Regions from separate parts of the Homo sapiens genome. Here region 2 is linked to region 1. Evidence: read pairs that join two places in POLR2A ChIA-PET (ENCODE). Cell type or tissue: Panc1. All regions are shown on one strand. Each heading gives the region's core, and the rest is flanking DNA. Links, peaks and the distances in the headings are about the cores only. Region 1 overlaps SUGT1 (SGT1 assembly cochaperone of MIS12 kinetochore complex). Region 2 has its middle 16 kb from the start of LINC00345.

Evidence for each region. Peaks named below come from ENCODE experiments on the same cell type or tissue, not always from the same donor. Only the 100,000 strongest peaks of a DNase experiment are listed, where the experiment ranks them.
Region 2: POLR2A ChIA-PET joins it to region 1 with 12 read pairs; 8 of 35 experiments call an interaction of 5 or more read pairs at or near these places.

The regions. Positions count from the first base shown.
Region 1 is chr13:52,674,731-52,682,424 of GRCh38, forward strand. SUGT1 (SGT1 assembly cochaperone of MIS12 kinetochore complex) reads left to right here. Exons shown (of 13, transcript NM_006704.5): 11 at 1,500-1,590; 12 at 5,244-5,425. Among named protein-coding and RNA genes, the nearest start is that of SUGT1, 26 kb to the left of the region's middle. In Panc1, for the core only: no CTCF peak of the experiment used is centred there; no DNase peak of the experiment used is centred there.
Region 2 is chr13:52,612,807-52,620,500 of GRCh38, forward strand. It overlaps a transcript of HNRNPA1L2 not described here. Among named protein-coding and RNA genes, the nearest start is that of LINC00345, 16 kb to the left of the region's middle. RefSeq lists enhancers at 4,034-4,153, 4,544-4,763. In Panc1, for the core only: no CTCF peak of the experiment used is centred there; a DNase peak (open chromatin) is centred at 4,645; H3K4me3 peaks cover 1,992 bases; H3K27ac peaks cover 851 bases.

The DNA of each region.
Region 1 (7,694 bases), core at 2,907-5,406:
AAATTCTAATTCAATTGCTCATTTAAACTGTTTTATATAATGTTTATTATAGTGCTTACTTTAATATTTGCACTAAAAATGCTGATATTAGCCTGTTAAAATAGAGGTGAGAGCATTATTTGAATAAAGAAAACAAAAGGTAGATAAAATGCTATGTGATTGTGTGTGTTGGGGGCAAGGATAGACTCAGAGGCCTAGCCTTAATTAGATAGTAAAAGATGCTATTAGGATACTATTAACTTTTCATTTTAATAAGTGAACTTAGTCTTCTCGGTAAGTAAGTGAACTTAGTCTTCTCAGTACTCCCCGATGCAGTGTCCTTTCATACCCATGCTCCAGTTAGGCCATTCCCTATGCTCTGGAGACCTACCCCTTCACTCTTGCAAATGCTTCTACCCTTCAGAGCCCTTCAAGATGTATAAAGCGTTTCCCCTTCACAGTCAGGTGTGCTCTCTCCTGAGCTTTTAGAACATTTACTTATTTAGAACTTCAGTAACTTTCTTAAAGTATCTCACATACTTCCAAATGGTCGAGGATGTGTCTTTAATATTTTAAAAATCCACCTGGGCTTGGTGGCTCATGCCTGTAATCCTAGCACTTTGGGAGGCTGAGGTGGGAGAATGGCTTGAGGCCAGGAGTCTGAGACCAGCCTGGGCAACCTAGTGAGACTCTGTCTCTACGAAAAATTTTAAAAACATTAGCCAGGAGTGGTGGCACTTGTCTGTAGTCCCAGCTACTTGGGAAGCTGAGGCTGGAGGATCACTTGAGCCCAGGAGTTCAAGTCTAGAGTGAGCTATGATCCTTCTACTGCACTCCAGCCTGGGAGACAGAGCAAGACCCTGTCTCTAAAAATAAAACAAAAATCTCCCACAGCCTTGAAGACTGTACTGTCTCATAGTAGGTGCTTAGTAATTATTTGTTGAATGAAAGATTGCCTGAATGTTAACATGAGTTGTATTGTGTTTATACAGTGAAATAAGTTTCTCCACTGTAAAACAGGTTAATGCACATGTAAATGCAGTAATTCTTTTAGAATCAGATTTCTCTGTAATGGCATTATTGACATTTTGGGGAATTGCCCAGTACATTGTAGGATGTTTAGTAGCAACCGTGGTCTCTACTCAATAGATGTCATTATCACCTCTTCCCTCACTGCAGTATGACAACCCACAATGTCTCCAGACATGGCTAAATGTCCCCTGGGTGGCAGAATCATCCCTGGTTCAGAACATTGCTTTGGATGAAAAAAAGCATATGTATTTCAAGTCTCTTCTTGATTATAGCTTATATATAGTGTGTATGTTGTTTTTTTTCAAGGGTGAATTTTGAGTGTAGAAACAAAATTGTTTCATAGTTTTTCAAATTTAACCTTGTATAATTTAAGGAAACTGTCAAAGATACTATTCTTAACAAAACTTTGATGACTTAAGAAAACTGCATTTTTTACTGTTTTGTGTATTTTACGTCGAGTAATGGAGTTTATTTGGTGTTTCCTCCAGATTGAAATTAAACTGAAAAAGCCAGAGGCTGTGAGATGGGAAAAGCTAGAGGGGCAAGGAGATGTGCCTACGCCAAAACAATTCGTAGCAGGTTTGTTTTCTGGCCTTGATGAGCTTTATATTCATATTGTGTTGTGTAATTGAAATTAAATAGTAATGAACATTCTTTTTACTTTCATTATTTATGTTCTCAAGATAAGATACATTGAGTATAATAAGGTTGCTCCGTAATGAATATAAAGTAGCCTTTCTGTGAAAGTTCTGACTTCTCAAATTCTAAGAATACAAATGAATGGCAGCAAAATCCTAGAGGGAGTTGGGATTTATTGTTTACCATGTAAAGTTTATGACATCAGTTGGAGGGTGTTTAGTTTTGCGTGTTGGCCCTTCCTGTTGTTTCTTTTTGGGTTGTAAGTTGGTTTACTCGGCGGATATATTTCCCCTTCTTCCCTCTCCCTTTCTTAATTCCTTTCTGTTCCTTCTACTGATACTGTCATCTAATTGCCTGGAATTTGCAGGGCTTTACAGGGTAAGGTATCTACCCCATTTCTTATTGCTAATTTAGAGATGGACGCAAATAGGTGGTAAATGCCAAAGGAAAGTCTAGGAGAAGAGTAGAAAACCAGGCTTCATTGTATATATAACCCTGTAAGAAACAGAACTTTGTGTTGAGGTCAATTTTAAGTATGTGCAATAACTAGGTAAGAATTTTTCTAGTGGACAAATTCACAGCACACTCAGAACTACAACCTAAGATTATATTTTATAGCAATAGCTTCATTAATGAGTGGAGGGAAATTTCTTTTTATTGGAAGTAATGGTCTGATTTAATGACTGAAACAAGCTAACATGTGTCTCAGCTTTTTCTGATTTTGACTGCTTTCTTCTGTAACAGAAAACACATTTCCTTGTGGCACCTTTTAGAAAACACTGAGTTATTCAACAGATCATTTGTGTGTGTGTTTGTGTGTGTGTGTATAGTTATTTCTTAAGAAATAATTTTGGATGTTTAGAAATTTCAAAAATAAGAGATTCTCATATAGCTTTCACCCAGTTTCCCCCATTGATAGTGTCTTAACTAGTCCAATGATTACCTCTTAAGTAGTCTGTGGTATAATTTTCAAAATCAGGGTATTAACACCAACAGATACTTTTTAAGGACTGAAGTATATCTAGTTGGTATTTAAGGTATTTAAGCATCTGCTTCACACTTTATTTGAAAGATGTATGTGTTTCTTTTAGGACTGACTCCAATAGATTTTGAGGCTGAGGTTTATATGTAGCTGAAAGCTTTAAAAAATATATAATCACTTTAAATGTAGTATCTTACTTAATTCTAACAGCCCTGCATAACAGGCAGCCCCTTAGTATTCCTCCCATTTTGCAGGCTCAGAAAAGTTAAGCTCAAGATTATCCCTCAGTTCTCATTGTCTAGGACTAAAATCTAGGTCTTCTCAGTTGGGTCCAGTTATTCTGTTAACCCGTTGTCTACTTGTTGCATACTGCTTGTTGTTGCATTTTCTAACAATGGAAACAGTCTTTGCCGACATGAGTATCTAGTAGTTATTTGATATTATAGTGAATGAGCAGGGAGGTTAGATTACTCATCTCTCAGTAGTTCATCTGCCATCTCCAGGTGTTAAAAGTTTTTCTGAGATTAAAGATCAAGGCTTTTTAGTGTTACAGTTACCATGTTTTTTCTAAACTCAACACCTTAGATATTCAAGATGATACTCTTCCTGTCCTGTTTTTGTAAGAAATTAATATACTTGTCAGATTCCTGTGTATTGCAAGCTGGAGACTGTAGATAAGGGCAAGTCACTTAACCTATCTGACCCAGCTTGCTTATCTACAAAATAGAGATTAAAACCTCTGTTCTCATCCTTCCTGGGAGTCAGCATTAGGATTAATTAAATCCATATTTCCCAGGCTCTTAACTTACCATGGCACGCATTTTTTGTTTTACCTGGCTACTAGTGAAAATGTACAAAGATAGAAGGATATCTAGTAGAAGGAAGGTGGATAGGATTTTCAAAACAATATATTTGGCCCTGAAAAAAAACTATGTGTTGGTGTTGTGTGTGTTGTTTTGTTTTGAGGAGGAATGGGCAGGGAGAAAGTCGGTTTACAAGTGAAGAGAAAGCGTAGAAAAACAGTGGATGTTAGTTTCTCAGCTATTTTGACAAAAGGGATGTAGAGAGCAGTATTGGGAGGAACATTTAGATTAGTACTAATGTGTCCTAATACATACTGATGGGGAAATTTTGAATTGGGTTTTTTGAAAACTGTAGCTCTTTTGTCCAACACAGTAGCTGCTAGCCACATGTTACCTGTTGAGCACTTGAAATATGACTAGTCTGCATTGAGATGATGTGCTATGTGAAATATATGCTACAGTTTGAAGAGTTAGTATGAAAAAAAGAATATAAAATATCTTCATTTTTTTTGTTGGTTTTTTTTTTTTTTTAAGAGAGAGTCTTGCTGTGTCACCCAGGCTGGAATGCAGTGGCACTGTCATGGCTCAGTGTAGCCTCAACCTCCTGGACTCAAGCAGTCCTCTACCCCAACCTTCCGAGTAGCTGGTACTGCAGGCATGTGCCACCACGCCCAGCTAATTATTATTATTTTTTTTTCATAGAGATGGGCTCTCACTATGTTGCCCAGGCTGGTCTCACACTTCTGGCCTCAAGCAATCCTCCTACTTGGCCTCCCAAAGTGCTGGGATTATAGGTGTGAGCCCCCATGCCCGGCCTCTGTTGGTTTCAAGTCAATATGATACTATATTTGATATATCAGGTTAAATAAAATGTATTATTAAACTGCATTTCACCTGATTCTTTTTAGTAATGTAGTTACTAGGAAGTTTTAAATTATATATGTGACTCACATTTGAGGCTGTCATTATATTTTCATTGGATAGTCAACAGAGCTGCTCCTATAGCTACTAGGTTGTCTAGTTATTTTCTAATTATTTGTGTGCCAAGATCTTGATGCCTTTGGTCTTTGGAGCAATCTTGGCAGTACCCCGAGCCCCTGGGCCAGTAGCCTCTCTCGCTGCAAGCAGCTCTGTTTACTCCAGTGTGCCCTACAAATACTATTATTTGCTAGGTGTATGGGATGTGGGCATTGAACTTTAGATCATCAAGTGTAGTACTTTAAACATTTAGAAATTACTTACTGTTATTGCCTATTAAAATAATCTTACTTTTTTGATGGGAGAGTATGGAGTGGCATGGATGATTATTTATATTTTCAGGCTATTTATACTCTGAAAGATACTAAGTACTTTAGAAAAAGTCACATTTTTAACATTTATTAAAATCTTAGTTACAAAAGATTTCTTAGGCATCCTTTAAAAAATTTCATTTTTAGAATTGTTCGTACTGTCTCTGCAACTTTTCTGAAAACATAAAAGTTCTGTATACTTTTCATCTAGTTTCTGTTATCAACATGAAGAATCTGCTTTTAATCTAATTTTGTATAGCATATCAAAAGTTTACACTTTATTGAGTTATTTTGCTCAAAAGAAATCCCCAGATTTTACATTATGGTAACTGACTCAGTTTTTAGAAATGTGAATTTTGTTATTGACCTATATACCAGAAAGACACTTATTGCATACCTGAAATTCAGTAACCTAAACTGTTTGCTAAGATGTTCCATATACATGGTCACAAAGTTTACATATTCTCGACATAATTGAAACATGTTGATTAATTACTTCTGCCTTTTTTTACTTCATAGATGTAAAGAACCTATATCCATCATCATCTCCTTATACAAGAAATTGGGATAAATTGGTTGGTGAGATCAAAGAAGAAGAAAAGAATGAAAAGTTGGAGGGAGATGCAGCTTTAAACAGATTATTTCAGCAGATCTATTCAGATGGTTCTGATGAAGTGAAACGTGCCATGAACAAATCCTTTGTAAGAATATAAACTTAAAGAAATATATATGGGAGCAAATTTTACATATTTTAAACGAGAAAATTGGTAATGTGAGACCAAATTGCGTGTACTATAGCTGGGAGAACTTTTTGAATAAGGTCTGTCTGAACGTTTCTTTTTGCTCTAAGAGTAATTTTTGAGGAAGTTGAAAACTTATGGAAGAGATGAGAAACAAGTGGTTTATCTTAAATAGGTATTTTTTATCAGTGAGTTAGATTGATATGGAGTCATCTCACTTGGATTTATCCCAGTAGCTGAGTGAACTTCTGTTGTTTCCCTTCTAGACTCATATGTAGCCTCAGTGTTAGAGATGAAGAATATAGATACGAAACTTTTCAGAATAGTGTTTGCAAGTAGAAGGTGCACGTTATTCATTGGTTTAACAACTCTCTTGATTAAGAAAATTCAGGCTTTTTGTCAGGGCAGCATAAATACCTAAATTAGACCTCAAAATTTTAGTAATAATTCGTCATTGTATATTTAGCTTGCAGTTGTAATCATGTGACTTTTATTAATACCAGTAGCTCTGGAAATATGACTCTTTTAAGACATATTTACAGTAGAAAGTTAAAATTAGTATTTTAATTTAATATTTAGTTAATGTGGTTGAGGCTTAGGTATTTCACACTTAAGAAATCTGTGGTAATTGGTCATGATTGTGCTTTTCACAGTTTATTTATTTAGAGACAAGGTCTCACTCTGTTGCCCAGGCTTGAGTACAGTGGCGTGATCTCGGCTCACTGCAGCCTCTGTCTGCCGGGCTCAAGTGATTTTCCTACCTCAGCCTCTGCAGTAGCTGGGACTATAGACATGCACCACCACGCCTGGCTACTTTATTTCTTGTAGAGGTGGGGTTGCGCCACGTTGCCCAGGCTGGTCTCGAACTCCTGGCTTCAAGCAATCTAGCCGCCTCAGCCTCCCAAAGTGCTGGGATTACAGGCGTGAGGCACCTCAACCAGCCTCACTATTGATTAAAAAATTTTTTTTCATCACTTTTGGGAGACTGAGGTGGGAGGATCACTTGAGCTAAAGATCTTGAGATTAGCCTGGGCAACATAGAGAGACCCTATCTCTACAAAAAAAAAAAAAAAATTAGCTAGGCCTGGTGGCATGTGTCTGTGGTCTTAGCTACTTGGGAAGGTGAGGTGGGAGGATCTCTTGAGCCTGGGTGGTCAAGGTTGCAGTGAGCTGTTTTTTTGTGCCACTGAACTACAGCCTGGGCAACAGAGACCCTGTCTCAAAAAAAAAAAAAAAGTCTTCATTAAACTTTTAGTTTTGAGATAATTGTAGATTGACATGCAATCCTAAGAAATGAGATTCTTTGTACCTTTTACAAAGTTTCCATTGATGGAAACATTTTGTCAAAACTATGCTACAACATCACAACCATGATACTGACAGTTAAGATAGGGAACCTTTAATCCCAGTGCTTTGGGAGTCTGAGGCCACAGGATCCCTTGAGGCTAGACCAGCCTGGACAATATGGTAAGTTCTGGTCTCTACAAGAAATTTAAAAGCTACCTTGGCATGATGTTGTGCCCCTGTCAGCTCAGGCGTCTGCGGCAAGAGTATTGTTTGAGCCCAGGAGTTCAAGGTTGCAGTGAGCTATGATCGTGCCACTACACTTAGCTTGGGCAGCAAAGTGAGACCCTATCTCTTTAAAAAAAAAAAAAAGAGAGAGAGAGAGATAGAACATTTTCATGGATTCCAAGGATCCCTTATGTTGCTATCTTATGGCCATACTAACCCCACCCCCACCCTTCCATGATCCCTGATGATCACAAATCTGGCAATCTTTGTCAGATATGTAGTTTACACATATTTTCTCCCAGTATGTAGTTTTCATTTTCTTAATAGGGTCTTTCATAGAACCAAAATATTTCATTTTGATTAAGTCTAATTTACCGCTTTTTATGGATCATGCTTTTAGTTTCAGGTCTTATTAACTCTTTGCCTAGTCCTAGATCTCAAAGACTCTCTCCTATTTAAAAAATAAATAAAAGTAATATTGTTTTACATATTACATTTATTTTTTATTTAGAGACAGGGTCTCATTCTGTCACCCAGGCTGAAGTACAGTGGCACAGTCACAGTTCACTGTAACCTCAAAGTCCTGGGCTCAAGTGATCCTTATGCCTCAGCCTCCCAAGTAGATGGGACTACACATCCATGCTGCCATGCCTGGCTAATTTTTAAAATTTTTTGTAGAGGTGGGGGTGTCTCCGTATTGCTTAGGGTGGTCTCGAAC
Region 2 (7,694 bases), core at 3,252-5,751, 62 kb before region 1:
AAGAATGCCTATCTGTGTCTCAGGATAGGACTGATCCTAAGCTCTCATGCTGGACTCCTCCAAAGATATGCTATACTTTGGAACACAGAAAAACTCTTCATAATATCCAGTGCTAAGTGCTTTATAATACAATTGAATGCAAGAGCAACACTATTTTCACTTAGATTTCTGACTTTTAATGATGATTCAAGAGGTCTGCAGCACCATGAATTATTAATAGCTGGAAACAATATTCTGATTTATTTTTCTTTTTCTTTCTTTTTTTTTTTTTTTTGAGACAGAGTTTCGCTCTTGTTGCCCAGGCTGGAGTGCAGTGGTGCGATCTCGGCTCACTGCAAACTCTGCCTCCCGGGTTCAAGCGATTCTCCTGCCTCAGCCTCTGGAGTAGCTGGGATTACAGGCATATGCCACCACACCTGGCTAATTTTGCATTTTTAGAGCCCCATTGTAGAGATGGGGCTTCTCCATGTTGGACACTATCTCAAAAAAAAAAAAAAAATCAGTAGCATTTCTATATGCCAACAGTGAGCAATGTGAAAAAGAAATTTAGAAAGTACTCCCAGTTACAATAGCCACACATAAAATTAAATACTCAGGAATTAATGAATGATGTGAAAAGTCTGTATAATGAAAACCATAAAATACTGATGAAGGAAGTTGAAGAGGACATTAAAAAATGGAAAGACATTCCATATTCATAGATTGGAAGAATTGATATTGTTAAAATGTGCATTCTGCCCAAAGCAATCTACAGATTCAACGCAATTCCTATCAAAATACCAATGACATTCTTCACAGAAATAGAAAAAAAAGAATCCTAAAATTTATCTGAAACCACAAAAGACCCAGAATAGCCAAAGGGATCCTAAGCAAAAAGCACAAAACTGGAGGAATCACATTACCTGACTTCAAATTATACTAGAGAGCTATAGTAACCAAAACAGCATGGTACTGGCATAAAAACAGAAACATAGACCAATGAAACAGAATAGAGAACCCCAAAACAAATCCACACTCTACAGTGAACTCACTTTCAACAAAGGTGCCAAGACATACACTGGGGAAAAGACAGTCCCTTCAATAAATGGTGCTGGGAAAACCAGATATCCACATGCAAAAGAATGAAACTAGACCACTATCTCTCGCCATATAGAAAAATCAAATCGAAATGGATGAAAGACTTAAGACCTCAAACTATAAAGCTACTACAAGAAAACATTGGGAAAAATCTCTAAGACATTGGTCTGGGCAAAAATTTCTTGAGTAATACTCCACAAACACAGGCAACCAAAGTGAAAATGAACATATGGGATCACATCAAGTTTAAAAACCTTCTGCACAGAAAAGGATACAGTCAACAAAGTGAAGAGACAACCCACCAAATGGGAGAAAATATTTGCAAACCACCCATCTGACAAGGGATTAATAACCAGAATATATAAGGAGTTCAAACAACTCTATAGCCAGCCATCCCATTACTGGGTATATACCCAAAGGACTATAAATCATGCTGCTATAAAGACACATGCACACGTATGTTTATTGCGGCACTATTCACAATAGCAAAGACTTGGAACCAACCCAAATGTCCAACAATGATAGACTGGATTAAGAAAATGTGGCACATATACACCATGGAATACTATGCACCCATAAAAAATGATGAGTTCATGTCCTTTGTAGGGACATGGATGAAATTGGAAATCATCATTCTCAGTAAACTGTCACAAGGACAAAAAACCAAACACCGCATGTTCTCACTCATAGATGGGAATTGAACAATGAGAACACATGGACACAGGAAGGGGAACATCACACTCTGGGGACTGTTGTGGGGTTGGAGGAGGGGGGAGGGATAGCATTAGGAGATATACCTAATGCTAAATGACGAGTTAATGAGTGCAGCACACCAGCATGGCACATGTATACATATGTAACTAACCTGCACATTGTGCACATGTACCCTAAAACTTAAAGTATAATAATAATAAAAATAAAATAAAATAAAATAAATAAAACAACTCTATAGGAAAAATACTAATAATTTGATCAAAAAACGAGCAAAAGATTTGAATAGGCATTTCTCAAAAGAAAACAAATAGCAAACAGACATATGAAAAGGTGCTTATCATTATCATCAGAGAAATGCAAATCAAAACTGCAATGAGATATCATTTCACCCCAGTTAAAATGGCTTATATCCAAAGCCAGGTAATAACAAATACTGGCAAGGATGTGGAGAAAAGGGAACACTTGTACACTGTTGGTGGAATGTATATTAGTACAACCACTATGGAGAACAGTTTGGAGGTTCCTCAAAAAACTAAAAATTGAGCTACTACATCATCCAACAATCCCACTCCTAGGTATATACCCAAAAGAAAGGAAATCAGAATATAGAAAAGATATCCACACTCCTATGTTTGTTGCAGCACTGTTTACAATGGCTAAGATTTGGAAGCAACCTCAGTGCCCATCAACAAAGGAATGGATAAAGAAAATGTGGTATATATACACAATGGAGTTCTATTCAGCCATGAAAAAGAATGAGATTCAGGCATTTGGAACAGCGTGGATGGAACTGGAGGTCATTATGCTAAATGAAATAAGCTAGGAAAAGAAAGACAAACGTCTCATGTTCTCACTTATTTGTGGCATCTAAAAATCAAAACTATTGAACTCCTGGTCATAGAGAGTAGAAGGATAGTTACCAGAGGCTGAGAAGGGTAGTGGGGAGTTGGAGGGGAGGTGGGGATGGTTAGTGGGTACAAAAAATATAGAAAGAATAAGACCTATTTTAATTGCGCAATAGGGTGACTGTAGTCAATAACAATTGTATATTTTTAAATAACTTAAAGAATGTAATTGAATTGTTTGTAATTCAAAGGATAAATGCTTGAGTACTCCATTCTCCATGATGTGATTAATACGCATTGCATGCCTATATCAAAACATCTCATGTATTCCATAACTATATACACCTACTATGTACCCACAAAAAATTTAAAAATAATTTAAAACAGTTTTTTAAAGAAAATACTGATGAAATGAATGGAATTAACTAATTCAAAGTTTTCTAGGATGTGGTAGCAACTCTCTGAAAATCGTCCCCCAGTGGCCACTGCTGCTGGTACTTTCAGGGAAGTGTGGTTCCTTCACTTTGAATCTGGACTGGCCCTGTGACCCATTTTGCACCAATAGAATGAAATGAAAGTGATGTCATGTGACTTTCAATGCTGTGCAGCTTTAGTCTGGTGTGAATGTTCACTCTAAGGCAAGCCAGCTGCTCTGTAAGAAGTCCAAATATAGGCCAGGCCCAGTGGCTCACGTCTGTAATCCCAGCACTTTGGGAGGCCGAGGCAGGCCGATCACGAGGTCAAGAGATCAAGATCATCCTGGCCAATGTGGTGAAACCCCATCTCTACTAAAAATACAAAAATTAGCTGGGCGTGGTGGTGCATGCCTGTAGTTCTAGCTACTCGGGAAGCTGAGGCAGGAGAATTGCTTGAACTCAGGAGGTGGAGGTTGGAGTAAGCTGAGATTGCGCCACTGTACTCCAGCCTGGAGAGAGAGAGAGACTAAAAAAAAAAAATAATAATAATAATAAAAAGAAGTCCAAATATGCTGAGATGCCATGCTGTGAGGAAGTGCAACCCAGCCAGGTACAAAAGTCATGGGGCAAGCTGGCGCAGTGTCTCACGCCTGTAATCCCACACTTTGGGAGGCTGAGGCAGGTGGATCACCTGAGGTCAGGAGTTTGAGACCAGCCTGGACAACATGGTGAAACTCCCGTCTCTACTAAAAAAATACAAAAAGTAGCCAGGTGTGGTGTCGTATGCTAATCTGGAGGCTGCTAATCTCCAGCTAATCTGGAGGCTGAGGCAGGAGGATAGCTTGAACCTGGGAGGCAGAGGTTGTAGTGAGTCAAGATCACGACACTGTGCTTCAGCCTGGGCAACAGAGTGAGACTTCATCTCAAAAAAAAAAAAAAAAAAAAAAAAAAAAAAGCACGGGGCAAAGGTGTGGAGAGAGATTCAGCTAGCCCCTGTTTCTTCCAGTTACTCCAGCTGAGGCATCAGATGTGTGGGTGAAGAAACCACCAGACGCGGTGGCTCACGCCTCTAATACCAGCACTTTGGGAGGCCGAGGCGGGCGGATCACGAGGTCAGGAGTTTGAGACCAGCCTGGCCAACATGCTGAAACCCCGTCTCTACTAAAAGTACAAAAAAGAAAAAAAAAATAGCCGGGCGTGGTGGCGCACGCCTGTAATCCTAGCTACTCAGGAGACTGAGGCAGGAGAACTGGTTGAACACGGGAGGCGGAGGTTGCAGTGAGCTAAGATCGCGCCACTGCGCTCCAGCCTGGGCGACAGAGGGAGAGTCAGTCTCAGAAAAACAACAACATAAAAACAGACTGATCATCTGTAGTTTTTGCACAACTGATCACGCCCTCCACTATCTTGTTCGGCGGTCTCGGCGGTCTGGAATCCTCCTAGGCCAGCGAACCTTACTGAACACTGGCGAGGACTCCGCCTCTAGGAATAGAATCGCGGGGTAGGTGGGGTCGTCTGGAGGTAGCTGGCTCCGCCCGGCCCGCGGGCGAGTCCGGAATACAGTTACCCACCTCAGTTGCCCACCGGAAAGCAAAGGGAGAGGAACCCGCCAGACCAGAAACGGAAGAGAGCGCGGGGGATGTGTTTGGCGTGGGGCGCACTGTTCAGTTGCTCTCCTGGATGGCTTTATGTCTCCGCGGTGTTTCCTAGAGTCTCGGCGTTTCTACCTCTTCGCACCCTTTCCTGCCACCCTTTGTCCCCTGGAAGCCCGGAGACATCAGCGGCTGCAATTTTGCTACTCGCTGCTCGGCGTGGAACTGTCAGGTACCGCAGTTCAGCACTTTTGGCTCCGCAGGTCCTCGGGCATCCCTGTGCCCCGTGCTGTACATTCAGTTATCCTCCAACTTCCTGGTGTCGATGTTATTACCTGCTGGGTTTTAGAAGCTATTGCTTTAAATCTGAGAAAAGAAAAATCCCAGAAAGATAAGATGACTTGCCCAAGGAAACATAGCGTGCGTGGAAGACAGAGCTCCAATTACAAGCCGGGTCGCTGTGCCTCATTCGTCTTGTCATCAACTCCTGTCAGTTTATCCAAGCTCCAAAAGCGAAGTTGTTTTAGCTTTTGCTTCCCAAGATTTATGTGATAGTCTCATTTCTGTTTCCTTCATTTATTCTTTAGTTCATTATTGGAAAACTTTACAGCGTGCCAGTACTGGTCATAAACCCCAAGTAAGACAGTCTTGTCATCACGGAGCGTGTAGTTCCAGCAAGTAGACAATTTAAGTGCTGTGTAGTGAAGTAATTGCTGAGATAGTGTATGGAAGCACAGAGTACACCATTCATCCAACAAGTAATTGCTGGAGGAGCAAATAGGGACACCTAACCATTGCAGGGGCGACTCAGGATATCCTTTCTGGAAGAAAAGTCTGATGAAATCTGAAGGACCACTGGTTGAAGTTAGCCAGGAAAGAAAACGTGTTGCAGCATACTTGGTTTTGCTGTTTATCCTCCGAGTACTTTATTGTTATGAAAGCCTAATTCCACTGTGTAACTTCCATGCATAACACTCAGAAGCCAGTTAAGTACAGTGCTGAAGCAGGTTAGTAGCAGTGAAGATGGGAAGGACCAGCTGAATGGAGGAGAAAAATTGCCCAGGTAGAATTAAGGGGATGTGACATCATGGGATAATGGTAGGGTGGTCAGAGATAGCAAAGATTTCAACTGGCTGCTTTGGAGGATTATGGTATCCTTAACGTTAGCAGAAGAATGCAGATCCGGGGTTGAGAAAGATTTTTACGTATGTTATAATTTTTGGAAAACAGAAAAAATCTGTTTATGTCAGGGGGCATTTTAATATAGAAGTGTGAAAAATGGAAAATCAGTCTGAAAGGGGACGTCTTAAATGTCGTTTTGAAGGTGTTGCATTTGAAGTACTGATGAGATACTGTCAGTGGAAACAAACTCAGGTGGGAGGTTAGGTTTAGAATTTTATGTTAGTGTTATGGAGTTACTTATACATAATTTTCCTGTAATGTAGATTGCTTTCTGTGGTATGAAAGCAGTCTTGAAAGGAAACATTGTAGTAAAGATTATATGTGAGATTCATTCCCCTGATTACCACCTTTCTGTTAAAGTACCTTTAATATTAACTTTATTTTCTTTTTTTGAGACGGAGTTTTGCTCTTGTTGCCCAGGCTGGAGTGCAATGGCACGATCTCGGGTCACCACAATCTCCGCCTCCCGGGTTCAAGCGATTCTCCTGCCTCAGCCTCCTGAGTAGCTGGGATTACAGGCATGCCCCAGCTAATTTTGTATTTTTAGTAGAGATGGGGTTTCTCCATGTTGGCCAGGCTCCAACTCCCGACCTCAGGTGATCGGCCCGCATTGGCCTCTCAAAGTGCTGGGATTACAGGCATGAGCCACCACGCCCGGCCAACTTTATTTATTGTTATTATTATTACTAATTATTTTTGAGATGGAGTCTCACTCTGTGGCCCAGGCTGGAGTACAGTGGCAGGATCTTGGCTCGCTGCAACCTCTGCCTCCCTGGTTCAAGCGATTCTTGTGCCTCAGCCTCCTGAATAGCTGGGACTACAAGCGTACGTTACCACGCCTGGCTCATTTTTGTATTTTTAGTAGAAACGGAGTTTCACTGTGTTGGCCAGGCTGGTCTCGAACTCCAGACCTCAGGTAATCCATCCGCCTCGGCCTCCCAAAATGCTGGGATTACAGGCGTGAGCCGCTGCACCTGACCAGTGTTAACTTTAAGTGTAGAATAATAGGCTGGGCGTGGTGGCTCACGCCTGTAATCCCAACACTTTGGGAGGCTGAGGCAGGCGGATCACAAGGTAAGGAGATCCAGACCATCCTGGCTAACATGGTGAAACCCCGTCTCTACTGAAAACACAAAAAATTAGCCGGGCGTGGTGGCGGGCACCTGTAGTCCCCGCTACTCGGGAGGGTGAGGCAGGAGAATGGCGTGAACCCGGGAGGCGGAGCTTGCAGTGAGCTGAAATCGCGCCACTGCACTCTAGCCTGGCGACAGAGCGAGATTCCGTCTCAAAAAAAAAAAAAAAAAAAAAAAAGAATAATAATTATTTTCTTAGATTGTACCATATATTGAATATTATGAGAGTCCTGTGTACTTATTATGAGGATACTAGTTTGGCAATTGTTTTTTCATTCTAATTTTAAAGTGCCTGATTTGATAGCCTCTGACGTTTTCATAAGCAGATCAGATAGTTTCAGCATTTTTTGAAATTGCCGTTTTCTCTTTCATGCAAGTGTCCTTAGCCTGTGGCTACTATTTTCTGGCTTTGAGAACTTGATATAGTATTTAACCTAAGGTCTGATACAGGCTCTTGAGCTCACCTGCATCAGAAGCACCTGGGTCTTATTTAACATGCTGATTCCTGAACCCCATTCCAAACTTACAAACTAAGAATCTTAGGAATCTGTGTTTTAAGTCAGCTGCCTATGTGATTTGTATAACCTCTAGAGATTCATAACCACTGACCTAACGTCTGTGGGCAGCAGTTTGTTCTGTAAAACGAGAATAATAAAACCTATCCTTTAAGATTGTAAGGATTAAGTAACATAGGTAACATAGCTACTGTAATGTGGTCCCCTGATCAGCAGAATT